Regions from separate parts of the Mus musculus genome. Here all the other regions are linked to region 4. Evidence: chromatin loops called from intact Hi-C (ENCODE). Cell type or tissue: heart. All regions are shown on one strand. Links, peaks and the distances in the headings refer to the core of each region. The heading gives the core; the rest is flanking DNA.

Region 1 (4,000 bases), core at 1-4,000, 200 kb before region 4:
TGCTAGTGTGCATATAGAGAAATACATTTCTCTCTCTAACCCTTTCTTTCGCAGCACCAAAGTGGGCTTAGTAATAGGACCTATGTTTTGACAGTTAAATGAAGCCATGTGTAGGAGTATCGGTAAAGTCTCACCATGACAAATACAGAAATATAAAATCAGATCTGCAAATGACATGAAGTAAGTGAATAATGGGAGCAGGTTGACAGGGAAGGGCCAGGGAGTACACGGGACAGACATGACGCAAAGTATATCCCTGTGACCCAGGACCATGCAGGGGAGTATTGGGGACACACATAATACAAAGTATACCCCTGTAACCCAGTACAATAAATATGTGAAATGAAAATCCCATAAAAAAGAGTCCTAGCAATTGTTTAGCCTGAAATTCATGCTTACTAAATATTACGTATTACCAGCGCTGTTGTTACTGAACTGAACATGACTATACATGTAAAGAAAGAATCATGAATATGTACATTTTTCTCACTTGTTCTCTCTCTCTCTCAACAATTTTTTATTTATATGCATGCATGTGTGTATTTACTTGCTCATGTGTGTGCACATGTATATGGGCCTGTAGAATTCAAAAGATGGTGTTGAGATCTACTGGAACTGAAGTTACAGGCACATGTGAGCCATCCAACATTGGGTGCTGGGCACTGAACTCAAGTCCTCTGCAAGGGCCATCACAGATCTTAAGTGCTGTATCATCTTCACCCAGCCAGTCAGAATTTCTTTAGAAATGAAGACAACAGCCTTGAGATAATCTTTACCAACAAAACTATAACAGTAAAAGCAGAACTTCTAATATTTTCACTTTTTTACTTTAGGCAAAGATAGTTATAAAGTCCATATTCCCTATACCCAAAAGCTCCATAATAGGTCTGAGATTAATTTTCGGCTGTTAAAAAGTAAGTCAACAAAAGTCCTGCTTTCAACTAGCACGGTCGATTGCACTGGTATGATTTATGACACACCCTGAAAAGAGTTTTAAGAGAAGGCATCTGAGCCCCATTGTTGGAAGTATTTTCCTTCTCTTTCTATTTAGTCATCTTGGGAGGCACCCTGGGAGGCAAGCACAGCATGGAAGAAAATTCCCAGGGTGGAGAGGGAACTGGGAGAAGAGATGGATAAACAGCATAAGGGATGACACATAAGGAGGAGACGCTCTGGGACTTTCCTTACGCGATGTTGGTGCCCAACGTTGAGAAAAGCAGCTTGGTGTATCCTGGGAGACTATATAGCCTCTTAAATCTCTACGGGAAGATGCAACATCCCGTCACCCCCAAATCTTTCCCTGGGAGGCTGTCTGTATTACCAGGAAATGCTGTCTTGGTCTTTAATATGCTAAATTATTCTAGAAAATGAGCTGGACACTGTAGAAACGATCTTTGGCATATTCTGGGTTCTGACCTCAGAGTCAGAAAAACTGCATATGTGTTTATACTTTTCATAGGACCTGATTATAATTTTAGACTTGAAATTGGCTGGGAAATTTTTAAAAAATGAAATCATGTGAAAATTTTGCAGTAAGGCACTGTAGGCTGAACCTTGGCGACAGGCCATCCCAAGGAAACAGATGCTTGCTTACTTTAATTTTCTGGATGGAAATACGAGTTTACATTTGAAGTCTCTTCTTAAGATAACATACATACATACAGTACTATAGGAGGGGACCTATAGAGCCCTTACTCAAATGACTCTTGAGAAATATCACAAGTGGAAGGTCTCCTATGAGAAGTCAGAAACAGCAAAGCCAGCAACGACTGTAATTCACATCTTCCATCTCTTTTGATGTTCTGAGAGCATCACATGCCATCAAATGAGAAGCACCACATGGCCCAATATCCTTCTCTACTTCTGAAACGATCTGTCTGCAAACAGTTGGTACTTTGTCTAAATATTCTCTGCTTATATTTTCTATTATATATACACCTCCCAGACACAAGTAACTTTACCCAACAATCTCAAATTAATAATTTCAATAGATAAGGTTCTGTATTCTTATTTAGAAAATGGAAAATTCCTTTGACTTACTTATTCTATATACTCTTATAATGTACAAAATATAACCTTAGACTTAACCTTAAGACTTATTCTCTTTCTGGTTATCAAAGGTAAGATGGGCAGCATAGATGTATGGGAATCTGACAACTAACTATCAGTGCAATTGCTCAGACCAGTGAATGTGGGAAGGCTTAGAAAATATAAACTGCTTCATACAATTGCTGCATTAAAAATGTTCTTGACAGTGGGAGAAACACAAAACAAAGAGAACATCTGTGTACTCTCTGATATATGTACAGATTTTTAAATATTTTAGGAACAATTATCTCTGAGTTTGAAGTCATCTTTGGTCTGTTAAATTTTTTCAGTGGTCACTAAACTTGAAGCTGCAGTTTGCTTAGCCTAAAACCTAGTGACCAACAGAGGGCGGTATGCCGCCTTGGAAAGGACTTGTCACTTCCGATGAGTGCTGAGCTCTCACTAACAGATAAGACTTCCATTTCTTTTGTTCCCACACTACAAAAATCAGGAGATTACTAGTAAAAAGTAATGAAAAATAAGTTATAGCCTACATATCACTGCTAAAGTAAAATTACAAGCACATAATTAGCATTTTTCCCAAATATTAAACATTTCTATTGTCCCTTTTTAACCTAATCCTCTATGGCAGGACTGAGGAGTGGGCAACATGCTAACATGCTAGGCAACATGCTAGGCAACATGCTAGGCAACATGCTAGGCAACATGCTAGGCAACATGCTAGGCAGGCAATCTAACAGTAAGACATTTTAGCCTCAGCCAGTCCCAGCTTTCTCATTTCATAAGGTACATTGGAAGCATGATCCATTTGCATATATAACTTGATTTATTTTTCCACATGTAATTCTCTATTGCAACTAAAGGATTCATAACACATGCACATACAGACACAAACACACACACACACACACACACACACACACACACACACAGGATGCACATATACATCTGGACATAGTTTTCCGACATTTCCTTAGCATGAATGAATCCCGGTTGACACTGACCACCACTGAACGCTTCCTGCCTCACATGCAGTGGCTCTCACCTAGTCTAGATCTTCTCTGCTTCTCTTTCTAGAGTAGCTTTACTGGCTTCTTCTGCACCATCCAGTCATCTCTATGCTGGTGCCTGCTAGAATGTTCCTTTATTTCATATACTAAAGGCACAAAAACCCTAACAAACTTCAAGTCCTTGAGTTATCGCTTGTGAGGAGCCATGCATCTTCTACCATCTGTTTCTGTGTGGCACACTCTCTTCCTAGAAGTCATACTTCTCTGCCATCTCTCACCTGTAGGAAGACTCTCTTTCTTCTGAAGAGCTATGCTATCTTAATCATCGCTCAAATGTATAGCACAGGCTTCCTTTCCAAAATCACCTGTCCCATTCTCACAGCCTGTGTGTGTGTTTGTGCTGCATTTCTCACATTGTGTGTGTGTGTGTGTGTGTGTGTGTGTGTGTGTATGTGTATACACATGTGCATGCATGCGCTTGTGCCCACACTTGCATGTTTCATAAATAACCACAATAGGGAATTACATGTGGAAAAAATGAAATCAAATGATATATAAAAATGGATTGTGTTTCTGATGTACTTTATAAAATGGGAGAAGCTGGGGTGGGCTGAGGGTACCCAGCATCCTGAGTACCCTGAGCCTAGTCCTCAAGACTGTCTCTTAAAATATTATGTTAAAAAATATACTTTTCTGGGTGGTTATGCAACTACGTAAAAATTATTTCCTCCTTTAGGTTTTGGACAATACAATAAGGGCAATGACAGGTGTCATTTACTTGCTTAAACCCAGAGTTCAGAGTAGAACTAGAAATACTACATACTCTAAACCTTCAGAGAGGTCCATTCCTTCTTCCCAATTCTGTGCTACAAGAAAGTAAAAGTGGAGACGTTATGGTGTGCAATATGTCCCTGAAAACAAATCACTGCATTAAGATAGCT
Region 2 (6,260 bases), core at 1,299-5,298, 480 kb after region 4:
ATCTATTTGCATGTGGCTCTTAGGTATTCGTACACTGGTCAATGTGACCGAACTGCTAACTGTTTGTTTCCTTCATGATCCACACTCCCACCGCAGCCCCCCAGTGACAAGATACCCACAGTACAGTGCTGGTCTGTCCAATGAGCTCCTGCGGCGTGCTGTGAACCTAGCAGGGCTGAAGACAAAGACCAGCACAAGCGCCATACAGCCATACGACACTCAGCAGCCTGAGCACCACGTTGGAGAGAGAGCTCAAGTGAGCAGACCAGGGGTGTTTTCCTCTGCCTCACAGTCTCTTCAGCGGAACTGATTGCTCATTTACATATATCATCTATCACAAATCCTACTCCAAGGGAGACGTGGGGGAAAAAATCCTCTAGCAGGAAATGGGGGTGGGGAGGGGGACAGTCAGTCCGTTGTCTGGGCGACGTCTTAATAGCCCCCATTAGGATTATTATTGACTTGAACAAAGCACTTAAGCATAAATTAACCCAGGGACTTCTCTAGCATCCCGCAGGAGTAAGCAGGCAGTAAGTAGAAATTCTATTTCATAGGAAGCTGAGGAGTTCTGAGGACATAAGAAATCAAGTTTGTAATACAACATTGAGCAGCAGTAAGCACTCGACGCTGTAGGAAAGGCCCACTCCTGCGGGAAAAGGCACGTGATTCCCACACGTGCTGTCGTCTCAATTCCCACTTAAATGCAGCCTATTTTCCACCCAGCAGGGGCTCGGAGACCCAGTTACCATAAACAGCTAGAAGTGGCAGCCCGTGGACCTCAATCTTCTATGGTCTCTTCCACTATCATCCTAAACGTGTGATTCAAGGGGGAGTTTCACAGAACAGACCCGTTGGGGAGAAGTTACAATTTAGCATGAGTCCTAACCCTCTTATCCACAAGAACAAAAGGTTTCTCGCCTCTTTTTCAAGACATCCTTCTGAGTTCTGAAATCCCTAAGAGAAGAGTAGCCTTCTTTTCGTTTGTTTGTTTAAGACCCATTTATCTGACCCTTTGTTTTAGGCGTATGTGTACATTTCTTCAGACACACCAAAAGAGGGCATCAGATCCCATTACAGATGGCTGTGAACCACCATGTGGTTGCTGGGATTTGAACTCAAGACCTCTGGAAGAGCAGTCAGTGCTCTTAACCTCTGAGCCATCTCTCCAGCAATCCGACCCTTTGAAGCCAAGGTAAAATGAGATTTTAGGATAAGTGTATAAAAATCTCTCTTCAGAAGCCTCTGTCGCTCTGGCACAGGTCCACAGACAGGGGAACTGGGGTGGGGGTAGCTTGAGTGTGCTCTATAGCTCCCCCAACAGGAAGGAGCCAACGAGGTTCGGGGCGGGGACAGGAAGTTCCTATGACTCTATGGAGCTCCAGCCTCTGCAGTTGGCTCTGCAAATCCACAAAATATGCAATTCAAGGACACATCAATATCACATAAAATTCACCCGAGGCCCTTATAGAGAAACGCACGTTGTCTCTGCCCCTCTCCCACACCCCCTCCCATGGTCAGCCTCTGCAGGGCTCTCTCTCTCTCTCTCTCTCTCTCTCTCTCTCTCTCTCTCTCTCTCTCCCTCTCTCTCTCTCTCTCTCTGTTATGGGCTACAAAAGCAGACAGACATCGGGTTATGCTACACTGGACCGTAAGGATAGCTAGGCTTCTGAGGTTAGAAGTTAGGGGCTGTGATCTCAAGAACATGATAGAGGGCTAGAGAAGACAGCTGCAGCACCTAAAAAACAGCAGAGCTTCTGTGACAATGGCTGGGTCCCTACACAGCCTGGGGAATTGGGTCAGCGCCCTATAGAGGAAGAGAATGGAAACAGGGGTGGGGGTGGCCGGAGTGGGGTGGAGGAGGCATCTTCACTTGGACCTCACGAACTTAAGCACCAGTCTCTTCTCGGCATCAACTGGAAGGGAGAACAGAGGCTCTTTTCCAGTTCTGGTTCATTTCCTTCCCTCTGAGAGAGGCAAAGAAGTTGTCCTGATAGAAACGGCTTGATTTTGAATACTCTGCTAACCAGGCAAATGCAAGCATCCCTTCCATTTGATCTTAACAGTGAAGAAATTAGACGCCTTTGTTTTCACCTGCCATACCGAAAACCTTGCAATTCTTTGACTGTAGCCAAAAGGGCTTCTTATAATCCCCTTGCTTTAAGCTAAATAGACATCCTATTCTAGTTCCCGTATTCTCTGTGGTGACATCCTGTTCTAGCCCCTCCCCCACCCCCATTCTTCTCCGAGTTCCCTGACCACACAATGTCTAGAGCAAAAGAGCTGACAACATGGAAACCCAGTTTTACTTAGCTAGCTCAGCACTTTGACATTTTACACCTGCAATGTATGTTCGTTTTGATTAAATTAAATCAAATTAAAGTTGTACATACCCCTCCTTCAATGACCAATTTCTAAGAGAAAATATCTTTATTACAACTTTTTGCCTAATTTGGGCACCGTGAGTCATTGCTAGACCAATTAGCTTTTTTGTATATAGAGCTTATGAAGTAAACCAAAAATAGACAAAACATTATGATGTCTCTACAGAAGTCAAAGCTTTCTCACCTTCCAGGTCAGCGGCAAGAATGACAGAAGGGTCATGGGGCTTAGAAGGGTGTAACTGCTTCCTGCTGAAGAGGGTGGATTGTATTGTCTACTTTTCAGTGATTGCAGGTTAGATATCAGCTTCGACCGTGGTTTAAAGCCCGAAGATCTTCCTTGATTTCCTTGCCTGAAACTTCCTGACTTCAGCCAGATCACGAAGGTTCCAGATTTTGATTCTGAGATAATGGTGAATCTCTAAGAACAAAGAAAGGAAGGGACATTGTTTCTGTTCTATTGTCCGCGCAGCTGCGTTTATCAGGTTAAGACGCACAGATCATAAACGAAGGAGAAAAGACTGATACGATTTAGAATTCACATTTGCTAGGAGAGCATTTTCTCATCCATACGGATCGTAACCATTTCACATATGAACACATCATTGAAGAAATTGTCTATAGAATGGTTCTGTCCATTTATCCACGTTCTCACTAAGAGAAAAAAAAAACATGTTGTTTTGCTATAAAACTGTATCTGAATACAAATAGGGAAATACAGTCCTCAGAGGTTTCTGAACCCTTGCGAACTCGTCACGGACACACTGTTTTCTATGAGCACAAAGGTAAGATCGCCACCTTCTGGCTAGGTGCTCTAATAGCATCTTCTCATTGTGAAATTTCTAGTAACTTCCAAAATTTGAGTCTATACCGTTTTGATGAAGACTTTGAAGATTTCAGTCACTTGACGTCCAGTTTAAGTGGAAAAAGTCTCTTGTCTAAATGCTAAAAACACACAAAACATTACTCTAAAGATGTATTTGTTCTTCACACTACTGTTGCAGGAAATATTTTAAAATGCACCATCCCACACTATACCCAGCTACTCTGCCCATGTCTCTCCACCTCTAGCCTAGCCATGATGCAGTCTTCCCAGCTCTGGTTTATCTGCCTCAGAGCTGCCTGTACCTTCTCAGCCATCCACCCCCTGCGGCTAGTTGTCACAAATCCCCTTAGCCCAGTAAATCAAAACTCTAGAAGCTTAGAATTAGTCAGTCAGATTTATATATCAGTAAATTCTCAATTCACAAGATGCCCACACAGCAATTTCAGAGCCAACTGATAATGATACAAGCTGCCCACCTAGATTAGACAAGTTATCCCAATTATTCTATCCTTTTATGATATATTCATGGCTACCTGTGGCTATTTAACGCCACACTGAATCTAGAGCATCTTCCTCTTCCTCCGTTTTCCTTCCTTCTCTCTCCTCCTTGTCCTCTCTCTCTCTCCTCTCCTCCTTCTCCACCAAACTTTTCAGCTCCACCTTCCCTTCCACTGCCCAGTCACCGGCCCTAGCCTTTATTTTACCAGGTGGGGAGCAGGTTTACAAGAAGTCACTGGTGATACAACCATCATCCGCAGCCCCTCCTGGGGAAGCAGAATTAGCATCAAAATACAAACAGCACCAGGACTATCCACAACACACCACAACAGTGAAGGTGTCAAAAGCCAAAGGTATTTTCTCTAAGTGTTCCTTAAGAAGCTAAGGACAATGGAGATGATTCACTGTGTAAAATACTTGTTGGGCCAACATGATGGCCTGAGCTTGGGTCTCCAGCACCTACAAAAGTCTTGGTATGGCAGAGTAGACATGTAATTCAAGCAGTGGGGAGGCAGAGACAGGCAAATGCATGGAGCTCATTGGCCAAACAGCCTAGTTAAAGAGAGCTCTAGTTTTGGAAGAAACCCTGCCTCTGATAATAAAGTAGACAGCAACTGAGAAAGACACTCCACTGACATCACTGACCCAGTCTTCGTCTGCGCATACACACAGGCAGATGCTGGCAGATGTGGGGCGTTTGTATTCTAAACATAGTGTCAATTATCAAATTTCCTTAGTTTAACAGTTGCAACCTGAGCGGCAACTCCACCAACAGGGATCAGTTGGTGAATTTAAAAACAAAGAAAAAGAAAGAACTTGGATGAAAAGTCCAACCCCAGATTCAAGCATAATTCTCCGCCCTAATCGGACTCCAACCAGCAGAGTTAAGTCCAGCCGAAACCATTTCCTGTGAGACTTCACAGGAGTCCTGTGACATCACCATTTCAGCCACCAGGAACACTTTGAGTTTCCTACTCCCCCGAAAAAACTCCTTCATACAAAACTCCCTTTTAAGGGCAATCTCCCTGTCTCTGGATTTGCCCAGAAAACGTATCACAAAAAAGCAGATTTTTTTTTTTAATTTACTTTCTTAGTCAATTAAATCTGAGGCAATTCCAGGACAACTCACTCCACTGGCAGAATGTTGCTCAGCATGATCCTACGGAGGTGTGGGAGACAAGTGGAATAATCTTATACAATCTTGTTTCTTTTTCCTATACTTTATTTATTAGCAGTTTACGTTTGCATGTGTAAAGGTGTCTATATCCCACACTCCACATCTGGAGGTCAGAGGACAGACTTACAGAGCCGGTCTGTCCTTCCTTCCACCTTGGGTTCTGGGGATGAACTCGGGTTGTTAGACCTATGCAGCTTGTGTTGTGACCACTGAGCAATCTCTTATGGTCCTCTGTTGTGGTTTCTTGGAAGGGGGTCTCACTCTACAGTCCTGGCTCACCAAGGACTCAGTCTGTAGCCCACAGTGTCTTTGAACTCACAGCCATCCTCCTGCCTCACACTCTCAAGTGCTGGGATTATAGATAGGCACATCACACCCAGATGTAATATCACTGCTATTTATGCAAAAGGTCACATAAAGTCCAGTTTGTAGAGAGTGTGTACCTAGAGAAACATAACTGCTCCAGAGAGATGAGTTTCAGTATTGCCAAGAAGCCAGGAAACAGCAGCACCATCCTTGGAGAGCTTGCTGACTCTTTGCCTAGTAAGACAATGAAAATATTATGACAGCTTGCTGAGTCTTGGCCTCAAAGGTATTATTTTCTCAGGAGATAATTCTGCAGAATTATATGGAAAAGTCAACCATTGAAATCGTAAGTCAGATAGCTGATGTGTTCTAAGTGAGCTCAGACATCAGCAGAGGCAAAGAATGTGTAGAAGAAAGCAGAGCTCTCCCCGGTCTTCTGCTCAAAGATGACATTGACCGTTGTTGCTTATGTGCGAATGTGAATACAAACAAGTAAGTTATACAGTAGGTTAGCCACTTTGTGTGCCAAAATACTAACAGCAAGGCTGTGACGCTGTCCCACAGCCACCAGAGTGCAGAGAACCACCAATCACGAGTTTCCACCAAGTTACTCACAACAATCAATGTGGAGGGCAAGAGGCCCTGTAAGCAAGCCACTCTGTCCTGGAGACACCACAAGTCATCTATGGTAAAAGGCACTCAGACCTAGGGCTAGTTCAGATTTGTGTTGTATCTCAGGTTAAAATACTGCCCACATATATCACTTCCTATTTTTTCAGGGCACTCTGGGCACACAGGCAGTTCTAAACTTGAGGTCATTCACTTGTTGTTCTACAGATAGGAAATAGCTCCTAGGTTCTCCATTAAAAAACTTTTTATACTGAGTCTAAAAACCCACAATACCCTCTTGAACAGATATTAGCAAATGTGGTGCTATGAACAATGGGGACCAAGATGCTGAGGTCTGCTAGAAGTACCACATAGCTCACACGGCTGGCATGGCCTGCCAGAGCAAGTGACAATACACAGGTGCTATTACAGGCTTTTCTCCAAACACTGAGGGGTACCAGCAGGA
Region 3 (4,000 bases), core at 1-4,000, 60 kb before region 4:
CGTTTGCCTGGTGTCTTCCTAGAAATGCGTAACCACTTTCTGTTTGGAGAAACAAAGAAAGAAATAAAAACAGGAGTTATCATCCTTCAAGCTTTGACACTGTTGGCTCCTGGTGCTTTTATGGCTGTAAGAGCAGCCTTTGGGAGCTTGTTTTATTACCTTACCCTGGGTCTGATTTCCTGGGGGGGGAAAAAAAAACCAAGATGGCAGGTCTGGTTGATGGGGCCATGCCCACGCTTATCCACACTGTCTAGAGCACAACGCTAAGCCATCCAACAGTCTCTGATCCACAAGTGACATCTGCAAGTGTTTTCTGAATGCTTGCAGCTGTGTCTCTGACTCAGCTAACAGGCCTAACACTCCACATGGCTGTGCTCTCTGAGTTCTCATGAGAACCATGGCGTGGGCCCCAGCGTTAGTGTGAACCGCTACGGGACCCACAGACTTGAAAATGATCACAGAGAAATAGAGAAAGACATGAGGAGTGGCAGGCCTGTCTTGACTGCTGTACTAGCCACAGTGTCTGAGGACTTGAGTTTACCCTTCAGAACGATAGATGGAAGCAGCATACATTTGTAATCCCAGAGCTGGATGTGGGAGACACATGCCTCTGGGGCTCAGTGGACAGTGGACCAAGCCAAACTGGGGAGACTGGGGAACAACAAAGATAACGGCAAGGATAACTCCAGCTCCATACACAAGTACACTCACACACACATAGGAACACAGATACACACATACATACATATGCACAAGTACACACACAAACACAGACACACATATACAAATATATACATACACACAGACAGACACATAAACATACATACATGCATACATACACACATACCCAAAGACACACATATACACACAGACACACAAACAGATACACACATGTTCATACACACAGATACACACAAACACTCATACACACGCTCATATGCACAACACACACTCATACTAATACACACACACATACACACACAAACATACACATAAACATGAACACAAAAATACATATATATACACACACATACAAACACAAACACACACATATATATATACACAGACCCACATACATTCACAAATGCACACACACACACATATATATATATATGAAGCACATGGTGGAGGACAGTCTGTAAAGATGTCTTCTGTCATACATACATACACACATGCACACACACACACACAAAGTAAAATTGTAAAAATTTTCAAAAACAGACAAACCTAGTGGGTTGCCTTAAAAATGAAAACCGATTAAAGGAACATGTACAAAAAGGATTCATGTTCTATTAAGTCAGAAAAACTACAGCCCCAGATTTCTGTTTGTCTCAAACCGCATGCAATGGTTGGTTTTTAAATTGTAGGGTCAGTATTGCCCAGCTGCAATGCTAACCAATGTGATTCTCCTCTCCTCTGTTTTGAAGACACTGGTGGACGAGGTTGTAAAAGGTTACACTGCCTTCAAAAATTTTAAAGCTTCTTCTTTGCCAAGGGTCGAGTGTTTTAATGACCTTTGGAAGACAATGAGGCAGTGTGCTAAGCCCTGTGTTTAAATATCTAAACCCTCACGAGCAAGCAGCAGAGTCACCTTGGAGAAGCCTCTCCGAGGGCACTGCTCTTCGAGAATACCCTTGTCCTCTTATGTTTACTTGGGAAGGCTATCCCAGCAAACAGTTAAATACCATAGGCTACAAGTCATGGAAAAGGGAGTTTAACTACGGTTCACATAAAACTGTGAACTCAGAAGAAGGTTACTTGGGAAAAACACACAAATAAAATATAAAAACATTTAGGGGGAGCACATCAGAGTTCAAGCCTACGAACATACAACAAAACATAGCAGATGCTGCATTGAGGGGGCTGCCTGAATGTCACAAAAACAGACAGCCTGACCTTGAACACACAAGCTGGGATTTGAAGCTTCAGTGAGATTCAAAAAGGAAACATAGTCTGCCAGCCAAAACTAAACATACATTGACTTTCTCTCTCATAATCCCTTCCTCTCCGGGGCTTTGGTAGTAGGTGCTCAGTAAGGACTCATCGTGCTTTACCTAACTTCTTCCTTAAGGTGGCGCCATTACTTAATATTGTTTTTTGTTTGTTTGTTTTTTTCATCTCTTGGTTTTGATGGATAAATGGCTCTTGGCTTAGAAGTATATGTGACAGAAACTCAGAACATAGACATAGATAAAAATGAATACATCTTTAAGAAAAATAATGAAAATAATTCAAATAATGTAGTTTGGGTTATGGTGTTTTCCCACAATGTATAAGAAACAACTGGATACAAGCAAGGTGATAATACTTCCTGTCACCAAATCCTCTACACTTACGGGAAATGCAACCAGCCAGCCAGAAACAAGCAATTCCTAAGGAAGCCTTACAGACTGCAAAAAATATAAAGACAGTTATGATTAGACCTGGATGTGGTCGTTCAGACTTGTCATCCAAGCAAAGGAGCGGCCAAGAAAGAGGATCAAGAGCTCCAAGTTCACCTGGTGGAATACAGGGAAAAGAGTCTGTCTCAACACACACAAATACACACACATACACACACACACACACACAGACACACCCACACAAACACATATGCGTGTGTAATATATACATATATATATTCATGCATGCATGCACACACATACACACATACATATATACACATGAACACACACAAAAATACTTATATACATATGTATGCACACACTTGCACACACATACATATATACACATGCATATTCTATACACACAAATATGACTTATTTATTTGAATGATTGGTGAGTTACAATGTATTCTAGATTTTAAACAAACTCACATTATCGCCACAGTGTCCAAGAAAAGGCTATCCAATAATTGTGTAAATGCATAAAGTTTATTTGAGTGAATGGGACTGAATCTAAGTCAGCAACACAGGAACTCTAATAGATTCACCTTTGGCCCACTAAGAACAAGTCTGGGGGCTAAAGAGACAGCCCAGTGGTTAAGAGCATTGCTGTTCTTCCAAAGGACCCGAGTTCAGTTTCCAGACTCTTACAACTGCTCATTCCCCAGTCCCAGGGAATCTTATGTCCTCTTCTGGCTTTCCAGACACTGTACACACATGGTGCACATATATACACCCCTCCAGACAGACAGACAGACAGACAGACAGACTCACACACACACAAGCTAAAGAAACAAATTCTTGAAACACTGTCTGAAGTGTTAACGTCATTGCTGTCCCCCTCGAGTTGAAGTGTGCTGTTATTCTCTTTCCTTTGTGTCTCCTTTTATTTTCTGGAGTTAGACATGAGTGTGTCCATTTCTTTTTTAATGACAACCTTGTAGTAATTTGAGAAATGTGTTTTAGCTCCTATTAGCTTTCTCTTCTTTAGCTACACAGTCCTGCTTCCTTGTTGCTACACGATTTCCAGACTTCTGGCACTTCCTTCAGTCCATGTCCTTCCTAAAATTATGGGGCCTTGGACAGAACACTGTATTCCACATGAGCAGCCAGCATGAAGTGCGTCAGCACCCTGACTTCCCCAGGAGTGGACACTCACTTCTATTTATACTGAGGAAGTTTTAAGGTTTTTTTTCCTCTTCATATTTTTTCCCTGCATCATACAGCAGGCTCTCATGAAGTTTGCAGTCAAATAAAGCTACCAGACATTTTTCACAAACTAAACTTTTCATACTTACCTGCCCCTCACTTCCAGGAGACACACAACGCCAGGGAGTTTAGATGTGCCCCCACACCATGGAACGACAAAATGTAGAGGACAATTTACTATATACTCTTATCAAAATAACCATTTCAATGCCGGTCCCAGTGATTAAAGTGCCATCAAAACTAAGTATTTACTCTGGAAAAGTCCTAAAGAGTTCAAATGGGCACTCCCAGTCTGAGTTCTGCGTTCTCTATAAAGCATGCTAGTTGTGAAAGGTGACTAGATTAGATCCCAGTTACTACCCTGTGACCTGCAATTATTGCGATCACCCTCATTTCCCCAAATGACA
Region 4 (6,021 bases), core at 1-4,000:
AACAATTTCCAAATTTCTATACAAACAAAGTGTCAGTCAGTGGCCTGTATTTTTCCCTTGACTCTTAGAACAGATTTAAACCCAGAAATATTTTTTCTGCTAAACAAAAAGTTAAATAAGTACATTTGTTTTACAGTAAGCGCAAGCATGCACTGCTGTCATCCAGTCCACAACATAAAGTCCACGAGCTATCCATCTGGGCAATCAGCTCCCTTTCTGAGACAACCCAACCACTCACACCATATGGTGGCTGATATATTTCTAAAGGATAGCTAACACTTATCCCTAGGATAACCCGAAAAGAAAACGCTTACTATATCATAGGGACAGCCTTTCAACCTGAAAGTCATCCTAAGGGGATCATGGGTAGGTATGAATTTAAGTAGAAAAAAAGTGCAAATTTCTATTTAGAGCGCAGAATCAGCTTTCCCAACCCCTTCAACAAATGTCAACCCTGGTGGAGAAAACTGAAGGAAAGAGCTTAGGTACAGCTTGTGTTTAAAATTGGAAATGGTTCTCCTAAAGTATGAAGGGTAAGTGTCCCATGACACTAAAGATGTTTGCAATCCCCTCCCCCAAATAATTACTGGGAAACTGCTGCACACACTTCACTCCGAATTCCACTCCCCCACCTCCTCCTTCCTCCAAGACACATATCGCTAGCAATCCTAAGAGAGTTTGGATCAATACTTCCTGCAAACCCTGAGGAAGTCTCTTGAATGTCTGCCTCTCCATTTGGGTGTATAAACGCCCACGAGGAAGGTTACTTTTCTGAATGAACAATAAAAGCATTGCGCCCAATTCTGTGCCATTCTAAAGTTCACACATAGCCCTAAAGTGTAAAGCCTCAGTTCAGAGTTCAACACAGTGCTGTGTAGCAACTAAAGTATATCTAAAAGCAGACTGGCTGCCATCTGATGCTGTGCCTCTAAACAAGAGTCACTGCGAAAACAGGAGTGCGAGTCCAGCCTCTGACCATCCAGGATGCCTGCCTGGCTACTGAAACTTCCTTACTAGTTTTTGTAACTGTTTACCTGGCACTTGATAAGAAAAAAAAATTATTATCTCTTTAAAGACACAGAAATATAGAAGACGCACGTGCTGAAAGCCACTTGCAATAAATAAATAACTTCCAAAAATTCAGGGAGGGCAGAAATGCTTCAAGAAACGCAGGGACTCAAAAACCAGGTGTAGGAGATTTGAAAACAGGGCCCAGCTGTGGAAGTCTGGGTAAGGCCACTCTGTTTTTTACTTTTTCCTGTTTTCTGTTGTTCTGGCTGTAAACTACTCCAAGGGACAGAGAACGGGCAAAAAAGAAAAAGAAAAAAGAAATCTTTCTTAGTACAGTGTAAAGTTTTACTGTTTGGCAGGCTGGCTTCCCGGCCGCTTGCGCCCCACTCCCTGCACTTTGACTGTTTCAAGTTTCCCAGGAGCAACCCCAAAGGCGCAGCCCCAGCTTACCTGCTCCCTGGGTATGCAGGGCAGGGAGGTCCTCCGGTGAGACTTGCCACTGCAGCCGGACATCTCGCCGGCCACCACCGAGCTGGACCGCCTCCTCCTCTTCCACCCCGGAATCTCTTCCTTGGTCCTCGCGCTCAACTGGGACCCAAACCGCTCCCTGGGCGGAGCCGGCCCGGAGCACTGCGGCAGGATCTGCTCGGCGTACCTGGCCAGCAGCAGCCCAAGCACGGCCGCCAAGTATGCCAGGTAAGGTCTCCAGGCGACCTTGAACCTCTCCAGAGAAACCAGGGCCACCGTCCTAAGCACGCTAGTCCAGGCGACCATGAGGACGCCCAGCCTCAGCCTCAGCACCAGCCATGTCGCGCCACCTAGGCAGCTGAGCAGGACCCCCGCGGCGGGCAGCGACAGCAGGCGACCGTCCCCCACGCCCAAGGAGAGCTGCACCAGCGCTTCCCCGGCGCAGCAGGCGGCCAACAGCGCGACGGCCAGAGGCAGGCGCACCCCGGCGCGCAGCAGGCACAAGCCCATCCAGAAGAAGGCGCACAGGAGACTGAAGAGCAGCGCGGCCGGCTGCAGCCAAGGGCTGAGCTGCGCGCCGCCCCCGGGAGCACCTCCCCGAGGGCCCGGGAAGACGCCCCCTCGGGCTCCTTCCTCCTCCTCCTCCTCGGCCGCCGCCTCCTGACTCTTCTCCAGCTCGCCTCCGACCTCCCCGCCGACCAGCCTCACCAGCAGCGCCAGCAGCACGGACAGGGAGCCCGCGCACAGCGCCGAGGAGAGTTGAGGCGAGCGCCGGAGCGGCTGCAGCGCCAGGGCTCTCCAACAACAGCCGGAGCCCCGAGGGGATGGAGAGGACTCGCCACGATGGCGGTGGTTCCCTCTTGCCACACGGGCGGGACTCGCCCCTCCGAGGCCCGGCTTGGCTAGGTCTTGGGCGGCCTCGCCCCGCACTGCCATGCTCTGCGGACAACCCCCACCCGTCCCACTCGCGCGTCCGCGCTCTTCTCGAGCCCACTCTCGGAATCACTTCTTCCGGATCTACGCGAAGTTTCAGCCTTGCAGAGAACTCAAGAGTGCGAGCTGAAGACTTCAAGTTGGCAGCTAGCAGGATCAGCCTTGGAATTTTCAACCCCCACTCCTCTCCTTTTCTCTTTCTCTCTCTCTCTCTCCCTCTCCCTCTCCCTCTCTCCTTTCCTTTCTCTCTTAAAAGTCCTCCGCTCCACCCTCAGCCAGAGTTTATACCCTGCGGGGTCTCTTCCTACTTCGGGATTTTAACACTTGCTCAACTCACTGAGTGCTCAGGGACCGCTGATGCTGAGGCAGGCTGGGGCACTGGGCGAGCTCAGGCCATCCTTGGGCGTTCAGGGACGGTAGGTGTCTGACCTCCCCTTCCCCCTTCCCTCACTCCCCCCCCCCCCGCAGCATATTCTCTTATTCATTCTCTCTCTCTCTCTCTCTCTCTCTCTCTCTCTCTCTCTCTCTCTCTCTCTCTCTCTCTCCCCTCTCTCTCCCTCCCTCCCTCCCTCCCCCTCCGTCTCCCCACTCCCTCCGACTCTTCCCTCTCCCTCCTCCCCTTTTTCCCCCTCCCCCTTTCTTTCTTTACCTCTCCCAATTTTCCTCTTTATCTCTCCTCTCTCTCGCCCGCTTGCTCTCCTTGGCGGACCTCACCCCACCCCCACCCCGAGCTTGGGCGATGCCCCAGGATGCAGACCCCTTGTTTTGCAGAGGTAGGAAGCAGAGCCTTCCAGCCTCTCTACCCAGTTCATGACAAAAAGTAGGATGAAAGGGAAGAAGGAAGGAAGGAAGGAAGGAGAGAGAGAGAGAGAGAGAGAGAGAGAGAGAGAGAGAGAGAGAGAGAGAGAGAGAGAGAGAGAAGAGAGGGGGAGGGAGGAAAGGAAGGAAGGAAGGAAGGAAGGAAGGAAGGAAGGAAGGGAGAGAGGAAGGAAGGAGAGAGAGAAGAACTGAGACCTATTGCAGAAGTTGCTAAGTTTCACCCAAGAACACAGTGTGAGGAGAGGCTGCAGTATCAGAGAGGAGGAGGGAGATCCGTGAGCTGGTGAGTAACCGGTAGGAACAGGAAGAAAGTGAGGCCCTTTTCTTGTTTTTCTTTAAATAATCATCTTTCCTTTTGATGCATGGTGGCTGCTGTTTTTGCAAGGGAGAAAACAGTGGAACTGAGTGCTTAAAACTCCAAGAGAGGCCTCTGCAGGGGCCACAGTTCTGCCTCTTGCTGGGTTTTAAGGGAACTCCCTAGGAACTCCCTAGGCTCAAGCATGGCAGTTATTGCTCAGGGCTGGACTACTCCATTTCTAGAGATGGGTCCTACCAGCTAAAGAGAGGGGGTGGGTGGGGGTGGTCCTGGCAGCCCTGATGCTGGGATTTGTGGATGGCTCTGAGGGATGAAAGCTTGCATGCTAGCTCATGTTCTTGAAAAATGGCACTTCTGTCTGAGCTTTTAACCAGGAGAAGATCCTGGGCATGAGAGTGTGCCCTCCCTCAGGATAGCTGGAAACCCATCTCAAAGGCTCATTCACACTCTGCTCCAGGTGGAAGGTCTGTTTGCCACAGAGAAGCCACGCCCATCTTTTAAAGCTACATTTTAATTATTTGTGTAAGTCTGTGTGAGAGATCACAAGACAACTCAAGGGAGTCAGCTCTCTCCTTTCCAAGGCCCAGAGGACTAAGCTAAGGTCTTTAAGCTTAATGGTAAACACCTTCCCTGCTACCCACTGAGACATCTTGAAGGCCCAAACATGCTTTTCTTAGTGTTTCTCTACCTCTACCTATTCTAGTCTATGGAAGAATCTCAGAGTTACCTAGTGCACAAAGCCAGTTTTTTTTTTGTTTGTTTGTTTGTTTGTTTTTCATACAGGCAGGAAATATAGAGTGAGAAGAATAAAAAGATGAGAAAGGAATAGAGAGATGGCTCAGCAATCAAGAGCCCCTACTGCTCTTTCAGAGAACCCAAGGAGTTCCCAGCACCCACATCTGGTGGCACAGAGCCACCTGCATTTAACTCTAGTTCCAGGGGATCTGATGCCCTCATCTGGACTCCACAGGTATCTGTACTCACACATATTCACACATAACAAACAAAAGGACAGACAGGCAGAAAGAAAACTTTTAAGTAATTTTAAAAGTCTATCTGGGAGTGCCAGGACATATAACCCCGGGATCTAGAAAGCTGAAACAGGAAAAGTGTTGGGAGTTAGAAGACAGCCTGCAAGACAAATGGAACACTGGGGGAAAGTGTATCCCTCTCCCCAACTCCAGAGCACAAGTATCCTTAGTCAACAGTTACTGTTTATGTGTGGTAAATTCTACTATTTGCTGAGCTTCCTCTGCAGAGCTAGGAAGCCCAGCTAGTGACACACACCCACAACAAACAAAATCCCTCCATTATTAATGATTTCATGATCACATACCACAGTGACCATGTGGCATTTAGAAAACCACGATGCTAACTTCATTGGCAGTCTATGCAAAAGAATTCCGGATCTGCTCAGTATATTCAAATGACATCAAAGTGTTGCTGGAATAAGAAGTGTCAACTCTTGCTCAGCTTGAATAGTGACTGACTGGGTGTCATTTGTCTCTCCCAAATAATAATAAACTGATGTTTGTCTCAATTATCTTGGTGCTTCAGGTTAAAGTGTGTTTATAGCTTGGAGGACTTGGGTAATTGGCTCAAAATGCCACTGTGTTTTGTGTGTAGCGAAAGAGCAATAAAATATTGCCAAGAGGAGATGGAGGAAATAAAATGGATTCATGGGGGCAGTGGGAAAACGTGGCTTATGTTGTAGATTCTTTTTTTATGGGAAACAGCCTACTGCAATCCCAGCTGGGCATTCACAAAGCCTTTAGGCAAAAAGGAACAGGAGCGGGTGTGACCAGGCAGCCAGCTCCCCTCTGTCACATGTCCAGAACTATGCCACTGCTCAGGAGCATGTGTTGGGCAGCTAGTCAACGGTGGCAGTGGCACCATCTGTCTAATAATTAAGGAAACAGGAGTAGCATCGCCTTTGCTGAAGAAACTCGAGCCCCCTAGCATGCACGCACACTTCCATGAGTTTCCATTTTACCCAAGATTCAGCTGCCAGAGCCTACCTGGGACCCTTGAAAGTGAAGAGCCTGCTGCCCCTTGGCATGGGGAAAGCACAGTAAATCAGAAATCTGAGCATATGTTGTAAAGCTTGCAGGGGGTCGGGGTGGGGGTAGAAGCAGAATTGGGGATGAAAGAATATTTCCATGTTTCTCCATCTTTGACGTCCACACCCATTTAGTTTTTCAGGTAAAGTAATTACATATGATCATCCAAACAGAGCTCTCACAAGATTGACAGTGGATATGGTTTGAAAGCTGTCATCAGCGGACTAGTGAGATCTCAGTAGGTAAAGGAAATTTCTGTGCAAAGACCTTTGGACCTGAGCTCAATCCCAGGACCACACAAAAAGAGACGGAGCTCCTCAAAGTTGTCCCTAATTGCCACATGCCTACATGGCAGACGAATGGCCACACGTGAACATTTCTTTCATACTGCTAATATAAGTGTTTTAGTAAAAC

Evidence for each region. A loop is a pair of places that touch in the nucleus more often than their neighbours do. Peaks named below come from ENCODE experiments on the same cell type or tissue, not always from the same donor. Only the 100,000 strongest peaks of a DNase experiment are listed, where the experiment ranks them.
Region 1: a loop joins it to region 4, with 2.9 times the contacts of the local background. A loop is called at or near these places in 6 of 42 quality-filtered maps.
Region 2: a loop joins it to region 4, with 4 times the contacts of the local background. A loop is called at or near these places in 7 of 42 quality-filtered maps.
Region 3: it touches region 4 in a loop (5-fold over the local background); 6 of 42 quality-filtered maps call a loop at or near these places.

The regions. Positions count from the first base shown.
Region 1 is chr6:141,446,194-141,450,193 of GRCm38, reverse strand. The region is part of intron 2 of Pde3a (phosphodiesterase 3A, cGMP inhibited); the gene reads right to left. Among named protein-coding and RNA genes, the nearest start is that of Slco1c1, 76 kb to the left of the region's middle. In heart, for the core only: a CTCF peak has its summit at 2,427 (motif pointing right); no DNase peak of the experiment used is centred there.
Region 2 is chr6:140,763,437-140,769,696 of GRCm38, reverse strand. It overlaps Gm30215 (a long non-coding RNA gene), which reads right to left. Exons shown (of 10, transcript XR_003956541.1): 5 at 2,566-2,799. Among named protein-coding and RNA genes, the nearest start is that of Gm30215, 86 kb to the right of the region's middle. In heart, for the core only: a CTCF peak has its summit at 3,179 (motif pointing left); no DNase peak of the experiment used is centred there; H3K27ac peaks cover 414 bases.
Region 3 is chr6:141,308,126-141,312,125 of GRCm38, reverse strand. The region is part of intron 1 of Pde3a (phosphodiesterase 3A, cGMP inhibited); the gene reads right to left. Among named protein-coding and RNA genes, the nearest start is that of Gm10400, 30 kb to the left of the region's middle. In heart, for the core only: a CTCF peak has its summit at 2,063; DNase peaks (open chromatin) are centred at 355 and 3,475; H3K27ac peaks cover 1,906 bases.
Region 4 is chr6:141,245,984-141,252,004 of GRCm38, reverse strand. Pde3a (phosphodiesterase 3A, cGMP inhibited) reads right to left here and starts at 2,736. Exons shown (of 16, transcript NM_018779.2): 1 at 1,462-2,736. The coding sequence starts at 2,415. Gm28523 (a long non-coding RNA gene) reads left to right here and starts at 1,350. Exons shown (of 2, transcript XR_378118.4): 1 at 1,350-2,828; 2 at 4,331-6,021. In heart, for the core only: a CTCF peak has its summit at 1,992 (motif pointing right); DNase peaks (open chromatin) are centred at 1,564 and 2,084; H3K4me3 peaks cover 4,000 bases; H3K27ac peaks cover 2,843 bases.